2 separate regions of the Homo sapiens genome follow, and region 2 is linked to region 1. Evidence: chromatin contacts called from ENCODE Hi-C or POLR2A ChIA-PET data. All regions are on one chromosome and are shown on one strand. The core of a region is the stretch at or near the end of the contact, and the rest is flanking DNA. Distances in the headings are between cores, read along the strand shown. Region 1 holds the start of KEL (Kell metallo-endopeptidase (Kell blood group)). Region 2 holds the start of OR9A2 (olfactory receptor family 9 subfamily A member 2).

What was found. A loop is a pair of places that touch in the nucleus more often than their neighbours do. ChIA-PET counts read pairs that join two places held with the same protein, here RNA polymerase II (POLR2A). Pooled maps may share reads with other maps.
Region 2: a loop to region 1 is called in a pooled map, with 2.0 times the contacts of the local background. The contact joins the promoter of OR9A2 here to the promoter of KEL in region 1. A Hi-C loop is called at or near these places in 1 of 50 pooled maps. POLR2A ChIA-PET finds 5 or more read pairs at or near these places in 3 of 52 experiments (H1, PC-9 and activated CD8-positive, alpha-beta memory T cell).

Annotation. Positions count from the first base shown.
Region 1 is chr7:142,959,946-142,966,463 of GRCh38, forward strand. It overlaps KEL (Kell metallo-endopeptidase (Kell blood group)), which reads right to left and starts at 2,418. Exons shown (of 19, transcript NM_000420.3): 1 at 2,259-2,418; 2 at 1,850-1,927; 3 at 1,415-1,556; 4 at 983-1,159. The coding sequence starts at 2,261. RefSeq lists a silencer at 2,182-2,377 and a cis regulatory region at 4,500-4,901.
Region 2 is chr7:143,024,569-143,031,086 of GRCh38, forward strand. It overlaps OR9A2 (olfactory receptor family 9 subfamily A member 2), which reads right to left and starts at 2,564. Exons shown (of 1, transcript NM_001001658.1): 1 at 1,632-2,564. The coding sequence starts at 2,564. The coding sequence ends at 1,632. It overlaps LOC105375544 (a long non-coding RNA gene), which reads right to left. Exons shown (of 2, transcript XR_001745395.1): 2 at 4,692-6,518.

The DNA of each region.
Region 1 (6,518 bases), core at 1,168-3,667:
CATTCTTTAGGTTCCCTTGCACTGGAAATGCATGTCTATCTTATATGTTCTTATTCCCAAATCCTCACCACCATCCACCAACTTCCTGGGACGCACTTCCAACCTCCTACTCAGTTTCAGCTCATCCTTCTGGTTTTCCTCTCAGTCCTGGCAGTTTTCCTCTCCAGCCTCCATCTGCAGGAACTTTACTTCCACTGCCAATTAACTCAGCTCTCCTCTTCTTCCAGCATATCCTTTGTACTTACCCACTTTTTCTCTTATGCACAGTGATGAAGCCCTCTCTCACTTCTCACCCCACCATCCTACCCCTTTCATTCCACCATCATCCATCATCTCCAATCATCCATCTCTAACATCCCACTTGTTCCAGGTCAACTTGCTTGCCATGGTTCAAGGTTTCAATGGAGAAGCAAGAAGCAAGAGATCATTGTGAGAGAGGGGAGCTCCGGCATGGTGAGAGGGAGAGGGTAATGTTGACAAGGAGTCATTGGGAGACTGAGGTTTTGGAGGTTAGAGAATGAGAGTGATGGACAAAAGAATTGAAATGCAGGAGATGCTGAAGAGATGCTTGTGGAGGAAAACACCATGCATAGGATAGAAACTGAACATTTGGAGGAAGCAACAAAGATGGAGCTTGCTAAAAGGGACAAGTTGGAGAGAATGGAGTAATTATGGATACATGGAGAAGCAAAGAAGATGGAAATTAGATAAAGAAAAAAATGCAGAAAGGGACCAAGAGAAACGGAAGAAGGGTACCCAAGGCAAGGCAACAGGAAACAGTGAGAGATGAGCAAACCCAGGCAGCTCCCGCCATCCTGCCTCTTTTACTCCCCCATCATCTCCAATCATCCACCCGTATAATCCCACCTGGGATGGTGCAAATCAGTTGTTCCACAACTACACAGGGTTTGGAGCAGTCATGGTCATTTTAGGCACAGAGTCACCCACTTGCACAGAGCATCTTCCACCCTGCTTTCCTCACCCAGTATTCTCCGAAGTCGGTTTTTGTTCTTTGTGGCAAGCTCCTGAAAAGAATTATTGGTCTCTTTGGCCCTTCCACAGGCAAAGCTGAAGAAGTCGGTGCAGGGGGCCACACTTGTGTTCCCAGAGGCCAGGTAATGATCCCGGAGATCCAAACACACAGATGTCTCACAGGGGCCTGTGGGGAAAAGCTCAGAGCTGGGAAAGAAGAGGCAAAAAGACAAGGGCTCCCCCAAGGGGCTAGGCAAAGAACATCAGGTGAGTAACTAAGTGGGGAGCTGATGAAAAAGAAATGGTTAGGATGCAGGGAGGAAGAAGAACCATGGGGACCCCAAGGGTCAGGGTGGGCAGAAGCCCCAGGAGCAGGGACTGGGCCTGGGCCCCAGGGCTGGGGGAGGGCTGACTAGGTTAGGGGGTCTGGGATCTTGCTTACGAGGGCCACAGTTCTGGAAGTTGTAGAACAAAAGCACAGAAAAACAAAGGAGCAGGCCCAAAATCAGGATAGCTGTCAGCACCCGCCTGGCCACTGCCCATGGCCTGCTCCCTTCCACGGGCAGCCTCTCTTCTGGAGTGCTCTGTGGGAGGAACCAAGAGGTGAAAGATACAAGATGGGGGTTGAGAGACAGGGATGGGAAGAAGAGGAGAGAGAATGAATCTGTTGGTGCTACAGTCCCTTTATACAGAAATAATTATCCCAATTCTTCCTAAACCCAGCCCTACTTTAACTCCTGGGAGATGAGAAAACAAGGAATGTCAACTGTTTTGGGTGAGGATGAAGCAGACAGTTAGTAGATGAGTGTTTGTGGGATTTTAGAGCCGAGAGTGACAACATCAGTGTATTCCAGACCCAGGAGAGGAGGCCACTTACCTCTTGGCTCCAGAGAGTTCCCATTCCACCTGCCTGGCTGCGTTCCCTCGGCTCTTCCTCACTTTGGTCCCCACCTTCCTGAAGTGAGTGGAGGGAGAAGGAGGAGAGAGAAGCTGGTTCAGGAAATGGTGCATTGAAGAGAGTTTTATCAGGCCATTTTGATACCCTCGCTGCCTGCCCTGCCCCCACACACATATTTTTATCTCGGAGCAGTGTTCCCAGATGGGCTTCAGAACGAACCTGTCCCCTGAATGTGCCATTTCTCGATCCCTCTCCCATTACCTCCCTCTCTCCCCACCTTTCTACTCTGTAAGCCTTACATTCCCTCCCCTCCAGTGGGGGCAGGACTTTTGCACACAGCCACCCTCACCCCTCCCCGCTAAGCCTCTGACTCCAAAAGGGGACTTACCATCTGTCTATCTTCTGTGGCTCCAGAATCCTTCCTGGTTCCACTCTAGGAGCTGATTCGGAGGACTGGGGTCCAGGAAACACCCCCCGCCCCAGTTCCTTGATCCTGGAGAAGGGGCACTTCTGCTGCTCTTTCGCCTTGTCCCCAGACACACAGGACTGGCCTCTGGGTGGAGCCTGCTTATCAGTGGGGGGCACCCAGGCTTCTCCTCCCCCTTTATCTCAGCTTCTCAGGGGAGAAGAGGGAGGGAGTCTTCACTCCCCAAGCAATCTTGCCCTTGGTCTGCTCCTTTTGTCTTGCACTGTGACTCTGCCCATGAAGTTCCTTTATTTCTAAAATATTCTTCCTTCTCTCATTTCTTCTGTATTAAAAAAAATATGAGGCACAGTAAAATTTTAAAGAGTTTATTTAAGTAAGAAGCAATTCATGAATTGGGGAGCACCAGACCGACAAAGGTTTAGTGTTGCGATGACAAAATGTCAGAGGCAAGCATTTATTGGGAAGTTATAGAAGCAAAATGAAACATTATTTGCTTAGTTTGCAGTTACATAATTGCATTTTTTAGGTAACTTTTTGGAAAGTCCCTAGTCACATAATCATATGTTAGTTGGCTGCTTATCATTGGCTGGGGTTAAGTTTTATTTGTTGTAAGCATTTATCAGAAATTGACCCAAGTTAAGTTTAATTTATGTTTGTAGTTTTAGCAAGAATATGGCTATTTTTAAGGTCTTTGGCTTTGTTTGCCTGGGAATTTTTCAGGCCCAGTCTCCATTTTAATTTTGTTTTCACACCTCTCTGATTGGCTTTTCTGGGATTCATCAATTCCCAGGTCAAATGCCACCTTTCCCAGGAGGCCTCCCAGCTCCATGCCCATTCACACTGTTCCCAAGCATGCTTAATTGTTTCTCTCGGTGTTTCATAGCTCTGCTGGCTGCTGGCAAAGTCATGCATTCAAAAGATCACCCAGCTAGGAGACCCTAATCTGCTAATTATTAGCTCTGTGACAATAAACAAGCCACTTAAACTCTGAGGCAGGTAAGCAAGTTTTGTCATCTGGAAAATGAGGGTAATACTTGCCTATGCCTACCTCATAGGATCTCATGCCTTCTACAAAAGAATAAGGCTTTACTGAGCCCCTCTTTCTTTCATTCTGCTTTCTGTTACACTGATAGCTTGCCTCTTCATCTCCTTAGTGATTGAAAACTATGTCATAGCATGTACAGTGTCTGGTTTTCATTCCTGCCCACCCAAGATGCTTTCTAAATGTTAATAGAAATGAATTGCATTCCAAGCCAGAAATCCTCTTTCTCACATCATATTAAGCCCTTACCTGTGGTCTGAGAGAGGCAAGCACATTTCTGGGGGAAGGTGTTTCAACTCTGTCCTTGTTTCCTCATCCCAGGAAAAAAATAATGTAATTTATTAGGTTAGTCTTGCAAATGATCCCCTGGCGATATTTCCAGATTCCATCAGCACTGTGCTAGGGCCATGGTGCACTTGCCAGGATGAGGGTGGGTGTGGAGAAGTGGAGTAAAGCCATTGTGCCCCCTGGGGCCAGCTGGTCGGGTATCATGAAAGTCATAAAGAAAAGTCAGAACTTCATACATTAGAAAAGAAAGCATTGGGAAAAATAAGGCTTTTGAGGAAAGGTGTGGCAAGATACAATAATATCTAAGAAACGCCGGTGTGGTATTGGGGATCTGGACTGATTGGATAAAAGACAAGAAACAGAGTGGTTAGTTTGGTGTTGCAGGAGTGATGAAGGGAGGGCCCGGCCCAAGGGGATGGCAGAGGGGAGGGAAGTGCGTAGAAAGAAAAATTGTATGGAATAAAGTCATGGCAATGGATTGAATGGAGGAGGGGTTTATGATAGAGCCACAGAGGAGCTCCAAGTTGCATTTCTGCATGACTAGGGGAATAGTGATGCCAGCGAACAATGGAATTTTGATTAAGGGGGGAGTAGGAATCAGAGTGAGGGGAAAAAGCTGACTCAGGATTCTAGAGGTGTTTGGTCTGTGTGGGTACACCCTGATGGTGCCTCCTCTTCAAACTTCCCTTCCACAGAAAGTCCAATACTCTCCCCATGGGCTTTTAGCTTCCTTCACACATATTCCCTTCCTCACTCCTTTTCTATCAATCAAAGCCCCTGAGCTGATGTTTCCCTAGGAAGATGATAATGGAGACCACTTAGATTTGATAAGAGAAAGTTGAAGATGGAGTGTGCTCTGTGACATTTGCCTATGGACAGCCACCACAGCCTGGACTTAGGTTCTCTCCCTGTCAGAGAAGCTGAGCCAGCCACAGGGATAGGGCAGCACAGCTGCCAGGTCCACCATTCCTACTCAGCCTCCTCCTGAAGGCCAAGCAACCTCCATCCTGGGAGCTGTCTCAGGAGCAGGACTTCTTCTTATCACCCATATCCTACTCCATGGTGAGTCATCACCAGCACAGCCATACCCAGTCACGGGAGTGCAGCAGCCTTCACTCAGATCTAAGCCCCGAGAAGAGGTGTGTTAACAGCTGTGGCACATGGACCACATTTATCTTTTCGGATGCTGCCTCCTTCTTGCCCTCAATTGTCCTGTCTGTTTATTTTAATTCCAGGAGGTTTTGTTTCATGCCATAATAGTATCAAAATAAAATATTGGTAATAATAAAAATAACCACTTTTTACGGAGCACCTTCTTTGTGCTAGGAATGTGCTAAATGTTTTGCTTGTACATTTTCCTTCAGTCTTCACAGCAACTTTCTGAGGGAAATAACAGCTTTTATTTTCCCCATTTTATAGATGAGCGGTCAGAGAGATATGAAAGTACAGTGAACTTACTCAAAGTTACAAAATTAATAATTAGCAGAACCGAGAATTGAACCAAAGCCTTAACCATTGAGCCTCTCAGTCACTAAGTATCTGTTTTTTGGAAGTTTCTTCATAGTAAACATCTTCCTTCATCTAAACTCTTCTTTTTAAACTATGTTTCACTGCTTGGCCTTGTGAGGTGACAGTTTTGGGGACTAGTATTCTCAAACTCTCTAACATCCAGTTTCATCATCTGAAGATCATGGCCTTTGCCACAATGTTCTATCCATAATCAGCTGCCATCTACAGTGGATGTGGTATCAAAATCAAGGACAGGACATTAATCTGTCTATTGTGACACTCTCAAGTGTGCACATGACTGGCAATTTGCTTCTAAGATCACTCGATTGCAGTGATAGCCACTAAGAAGCTACCCCCTAAAGAACAATAAACCCAGTTCTGAGTGAACCGAAGTAAGCCTTGACATCACAAGCAATGTTGAGGACTTTGCCCAGAAGATGATGGAGAAACAGATCATGGGGGGCAGGTTTTGGGGTGCACTGATTGCTCTTTCAAAGGAAGCAATACTTGAGAATTGGGGAGCTCCTTTGGGAAAGAGTAGCTTGTAAGTTCAGTATACCACAAAGTGGCTTTTGAAATAATTTAAGTGATAAGTAGATGGACCTCTTTCAATATGTGTGTGTGTGTGTGTGTGTGTGTGTGTGTGTATATATATAAATATATATTTATATTATATATATTATATATATATTTATATTTATATTATATATATTATATATATATTTATATTATATATATATTATATATATTATATATGTAATACATATTATACATATAATATATATAATATATATATATATTTTTTTGAGACTGAGTCTCGCCCTGTCAGCAGGCTGGAGTGCAGTGGCGTGATCTTGGCTCACTGCAACCTCCGCCTCCTGGGTTCAAGCGGTTCTCCTGCCTCAGCCTCCCGAGTAGCTGGGACTGCAGGTGCACGCCACCATGTCCAGCTAATTTTTGTATTTTTAGTAGAGACGGGGTTTCACCATGTTTGCTAGGATGGTCTCGATCTCTTGGCCTTGGCCTCCCAAAGTGTTGGGATTACAGGCATGAGCCACTGCACCTGGTCCAATATTTTCATTTTTATATACATTTTTCTTTTATAGATATATGACTCTAAGAAGACTAAAATACATAGCCTCTGTATTTTTATTAAATCAACTAAAATATACTAAACAAATAATAGCTGTATTGGTACTTGAATATGTCAAAAACTTGAAGAAAATGCTCAGAAGTCTGGAGTTTTAATTATGTATGGGTAGAAACAGCTCAAAAGGAGGATCTTTGTCCTTTTTTATTTTCTTTTTGGTATTTTCTACATGCCACCACATTTTTCTTCCTAATCCAACAGGTTTTGAAGATAGTACTCTGAATACAGAGAC
Region 2 (6,518 bases), core at 1,314-3,813, 65 kb after region 1:
GGATCTTATATCTTATATTTCTACCAGAAGTTGGTTTTTTAAAAACCCTATTCGCCAGCATTCAGATCAATACTTAGTATTCTCAGAGTTTTATGTTTTTCCAATCTGATGGATGTGATACAGTGGATGGCTAAGTAAACTTTGGCAAGTTATTTAAATTCTCTGAGCTTCTATTGTCTCATCTCTTAAAGGATACTTCTCTGGATTAATGAATTAGAAAAAAGGTATTCTTTCTGGTCAGAACAGATCCTCATTTACTGGGCTTGGAAACCATGGGCACCTTTGTTTAAGCAAAAGTCTCCCCTTTCTCCAGCCAATGCAGTGCCACCAGAGTCCATTGGTTGGCTTGCAGAGCATGGGCTGGCTGAATTTAAAGCTCATTCCCCACCTTGTCTGGTACTTTAATGCAATGCAAACTACCCAAACATACATGACGGTTATCACTCCTCACAGGACAAGACAACCTGGCATCCTCACACAGTACTCTTCAAAATTCTCAGTAGCCTCATCATCCCACTGCTGAACAGCTCAATTTTCTCACTTACTTTAGGGCTGGTAGAATCTGCTGATTGTTGTTGTTTAGGTAAACTTCTTCCTTATAAGGACTTCTTCCAATATTATGTGAAATTCCAACAGTTACACTACCAAACAGCCAATCCCTATAATTTCTAGAAAGCCGGGAGTCAAAAGAATGGCCTCTTATTTTTAAAAAATTCTGCCCACAGAGAAGATACACATGATGGTACTGAGACTGTTGGATTTGAGAGACGGAGAATCAAAAGACATTATAAAGTTTGAAGTCTAGATCTGGATACAGTCTGAACAGACATAGTTGTGTTTAACAGCCATAAAATACAGGATGCTCTCTAGAATTAGTCATTTAGTTCTTATTTGCCCCTGTCCCTATACTCACCACAAAGAAGGGCAGTGAAAGGAATATGCTGAAGCTTAACAAAAATAAATTTTCCTCCATTTTTATCCTCAAATATTTTTATCTTCTTTACACCACAAATATCTCCTGAATGAGAAGCATTCCAATCCTCATATCGCCATTCTAGACTGGTTCTGTGACAAAACGTAAACAGTGTTACACTTCCTTTCCAGTATCAATGGGGCAGAGAGAAAGAGCTTTAGGATATCTAAAATGCATATGGCCATCTTGCCAAAAAATTGCACAAAAATATAGGGAAGAACTTAGCAACAGGTGATGAAGGACCAAAGTGAGCATCTCTACCTTTCTACTCTGATTAGGACACCTTTCTCAGTACACCTCCCTCCACACTTCCTCCCTTCCCCAGAAAATACATTTTCAGAGATGGACTATGAGGAAATGAGTTGGGCTAATAGAATTCTTACAAAAATGTCTGCATTTCCTTTCTCTAGTCCCCCCCAAATCACAAGAATATGTTCAACAGTGGAAACAGGCAGGAACTAAGGCTATGAGAGTCTCCTGGACAGACAATGGATTTCATTATTACCAGCCTAATCTACTTCCATGGTGTGATGGCGAATTGTACACACTCTTTGACTTTTGTAATGAGAGGATAAGAGAAAAGAGGAGTTAGAATTTTCTAGGTGACTTAATAATTAACCCTGAGGCTTGGACCACCTAAAACTGACTTACAGAACAGCTAATCTTTCAGGAGTTGACAGCAGCGTTTCATCCCATCTCGGAGGGCCTCTTTGACTTTGTCATTCCGAAGAGTAAAGATGAAAGGATTCAGGAAGGGGGTTAACACAGAAACCAACAGGGAAACTATCTTATTGTACTCAACTCCCTGTGTTTGCTTGGGTTTCACGTAGAGAAACAAGCAGCTGCCATAGCCAATCACAACACAGGTGAAGTGGGAGGCAAAAGTGGAGAAGGCTTTCCTCCGGCCAGAGGCTGACGGGATCTTGAGGATGGTGGAGATAATGTAGGTGTAGGAGACAATCGTAGGGATCAAAGAACCAATGAGAATAAAAACAGCCATTAAGAAAAGGATAAACTCTGTGAGAAGAGTGTTATCGCAGGACAGTTTGAGCAATTGCCCTCGGTCACAGTAAAAATGGTCTAATGAATTTGATTTGCGGAAGGTAAACTGAAATGTGGCATAGATGGGCCAGATTTCAGAAAGAAATCCAAACACCCATGACACTATTACCACCCAAATACAGGTACTGCTGTTCATAATGATGTTGTACCTCAAAGGGTTACACACAGCCACATAACGGTCCACAGCCATCACTCCAAGTAATGCAAACTCCATGGTCCCACAGGAAAAGTTGAGCGATACATGTAGAGAAAGATACTGTCTGCATCCCAGGAAGAGCAATCCCCAAAGCATCATGGGGACAATTATGGTTGTGACCAGGATCTCCAGGGTAGAGAGGTGGCTGAGGAAGAAATACATGGGGGACTGCAGACGTTTATCCACACAGACAATCACAATGATGACCGTGTTTCCCATTAATGTCACTAAATAGAAGAAAAAGAATATAGCAAAAAGAATGTGGTGTAGTCCTTGGGACCCAGGGAAGCCTAGAAGGTGGAATTCAGTGGCACTAGAGTGGTTGTCCATCATTTAGTCCTTGATTCTGCTTGTTTTGAAGCCCAGAGATTAAAAGAGAGGTGGCATTGCTCCACATGGTCCTGCTCTCAAGAGAGAAGGAAGAAAAATTAGGTTAAGAAACTATTTCCAACCTGAGAATCAGGTGACATGTCCCTGCTACTGTGGTCGGCACATACATAGCTTGAGGTACATGTTGTCATCCCAAGTCTACAAGTGAGGCTCTCACTTCCCTGTGTAACCAGCCCCCTAGAATGGGTGAAGACATCTTCTTCTACTGGTGGTGAAATACCTTCCTTGCCTTTTTCCCCATTAAATATACCTTCTCTCGGGGGCAGAGGCTAAGACCTTTTAAATAGGCCAGTTTTAAAGGTGAGTCAATCAGGTCCCTCCGGTCCTGGAGTTACTTTCTCTTAGGTTAACTGTGCAAGATGACACAAAGGCATTTTATATGATGTTCAAAGGACAGAATTTTAAACCCCAGCTCTCATCTGTAATGGTAATGCATAGACCCACCTTTGGGGCCAGCAGAAAGGAGGCAGAGGATGTAAGACTAACATCTCTGCTGTTCCAGATTTTAAAATCTCCATTTTACAGAACAGCAAGATCTCTAAATGAGAACTCTAGAGCTTGGGATAATTTCCCAGAACAGATCCATTCTTCTCTAATTCCATTTTCCTTCCAAAGTTGTGGGAGGAAGGAAAGATGGCACCTGGCACAGAAAAGGAATAGATCTGGGACCGCCAGCTGTTAAGGATGCCTGGCTCTCTGCCTGTCGCTTCATTCCATTATTCAAATGTCACCCTTTCCAAAGACTCTTTCCAATCACTCTGCCCAAAACAGAAAAGACACACTTATTATTGGACTTCCATTTTTTTAATAACAGTTGTTATTACCTTGTATTATGTCTAATTATTTACTTCATTCCTTTATTTAACAATAAACAAATGTAGTCATGAACAGAACAAAGAAAATTCCATGCCCTGTGGAGCTTATATTCAAGGAAGAGGTGGGGGCTAGACCACACACAAGACACCTAAGTAAAATATGCAATAGTTTAGTTTGCTTATCATGTCACAGGGAAAAAAATAAGCAAGAAAGAAGGAGAGGAAATTTAAGTGTATTTATTATTTATCAACGGCATTAGAATATAAACTCCATGAGGGCTAGGACATGTCTTCACTGTTGTATTCTGAGGCTGGCACATAAAATGTACATACATAAATTAAGTAGTTATATATTTTATATATATATATCATATATCTTTTATATAGATATAGACAGATACATTATGTGAAATGAATATATCATAGATATATCTTATATATTAAATTATGTATTAATTTATCACAAGGTAACCGAACTAATAGCTGTGTGAGTCAAGATTTGAACCTAGGTCTGTCAGATTTCATCACTCACACAGCTAACTACCACACCTTATATTATATTATTATCTTATATTATTTATCTTATTTATATAAGATATATGAAATAAGATATATGAAATATATCTTATATTATATAAAATATACATATATTTTTTATTTATAAGATATTTAAATACATAAGATATATGTATCATATACATAAAATAAGTAGTGCTGACAAATTTTGCTAGATGAGGTATGGATGGATGGATGGATAATATATGATTAAATAATACTTGTTCTGGCCAGGGCCTGGGCCACATTCCCTCAATCCTATTCTGGTTGGTTTTCCTTCCTGCCTCACATTACCATTTTCCCTCCTGCCCTTCCCTTGCTTAGGTAACCCCTTCCCTGTCTACGTCACTGTTTTACTAATGGTTTAAAAAGCTTCAGGGACAGAATTGATGGGAAAGCTCAGTGTTCTGGTTTTCCACAACCTCTGCATAACCAGCACGAGATGAAGAAACATGAGCGAGAAGGACACCGACTGTCAGGGAGCCGTGACTGTGTTAGCATTGGGTCCAAGAGGAGCCGGAAGTGCTCTCTGCTATGCAGGAAGGGTCTGGAGATGAGCCTATACACTCTACTGCTCCCCTAGCCCACACTTCAATATCTGGGTGACTTTGTTCTAGAAGATAGGCAGGCCCAGGATGTCCCATCCTAAAATGCTTTTACCCTCTTCTTCATAGAGGAGACCCCTTGGAAAGACACTCACCTTTACAGAGGGGCTTCGCCGCCTCTTCTGATGTTCTCTAGGGCTCCGCTGAGGCTACCTCCTGTCCTGCTAGTGCTGAGCCATGCACAGGGGCCAGAACAAGTTGCTGCAATCCCCACTCATGGCGAAGAAGGGAAATGTCCTCCCAGAGGAGCTTAGGAAAAAGCCCAGAAATGAGTGTTGGGCAAAGTTGAGGGTCCTCTCTCTCTCCCCTCTCCTCCCTCTTCCCTTCTTCCCAAGGGTACTTAATCACCGAGTTACTACTTCTTAATTAGCCCACGTTCAGGGAGTCCCCAGGCAATCAGTCTAGTGGGAGCAGAACAAACTTTAAGTTATTCCCATTTTTTGACCAATTAAGTTTTAGAACTTTTGAAAGTTTTTGTTTGACGGGAAAACCTGAAATCTTACCAATCAGGGACTTCTTAATACTGGGGCTGCCTTCCTGAAAACCTCAGGTCTAGGTTTCCAGATGTCTCAGATTCTAAACAGTCAACTACCTCTGTCGTTTATCTTAGGCTTTTCTCAAGTTTCTCTAGTTATTCGGAGCCTAAATCAACCCTTTTCCCCCAGTAGGAGACACCACAATTGGCCTCTAAAACATGCACCAATATCCCAAAAAAGTCTGCATATTGGTCTTGGTCAAAGCCTTAACTTCACCAAATATCTTCTAAAAAGCCTGATGACTCCTTCATTCATTTTAAAAAGGCTCCTGCGTTTAGTCCTGTGGACCCTACAGAATACTGTAAGAGGTCCCTCCCCTAAATCGAACTCTATTCTGTTCTATTGTCTCAGGTTTTCACTCCTCTTGATATATGTGCATCTGTATGCATTCCAGCAAGATTCTTCCAGACTTTTTTTTTTCCTATGGCATGTCCCTGATTACCAGCTGGACCACTGCAAAGTAGAGAGAGCATAAGGACAGCTTATGTACACAGTTCTGTTTGCAACCTGGAGGAACTGACAAAATGTAAGTTGGAAATCTGTCTAATGCTGGAGTAAGACAGAAAAAGTAGGAATTACAAAACATTTGTCTGCATTTTTGTTTTCATTTTAAGTATTTTAAGTACACCTGTTAAATCTGAGAATTTCAATTGGTGCCTAAGGGTATAAATTGGGATTAATCTTTCTTCCAATTCCTTAAATTGCCCAAGCCCAAATACTTGCCATATAATTTTAGAGAAATTTTCCAAGCATGTATCTCCATATTCTTTTTCGTAAAGGCTGTGAAAATCTGTTTGCAACCTTTTCTTTCTCATTTAACAACATATAAAATATATCTTTCCATGTCAGCACATATTACTCTACCTCTTTTTTTTTTAACATAGGATTCCATTATGTGGATGTCCTATTCTTTATTAGATAGACATTTATTAATTAATTTTCATTGTTGTTTCCATTTTTAATTATGAAAAAATGATGCTATAAATATTCTTAGATATTTGTAAGTACATAAACATGTACTTGTAAGTAAAGTAAGTACGTATACATGTAAGTACATAAACAATTATATTTCTGAAAAAGAAAAAAAAGATTCCCTAGAGTTGGAATGTCTGGGTCAAATGCAGATGTATTGAAGCTATTACTTTTTATTGGCACCAAATTACACTCCAAACATTTTGTATTGATTCACACAATTACTAAGACTGTGTAATAGAAGGGGTCTTGTTTTCCTGACCTGTTATAAGCCAAAGGCATAATTAAAATTTTAATTTTAAGTTGAAGAGAATAAAAACAAGACACCTTAAAAGGGAAATCAATTAACAAGCCTGATGAAATGGAAAATTTTTGAAAGATAAAAATGACCAAAACCAACTCAAAAACAAATAT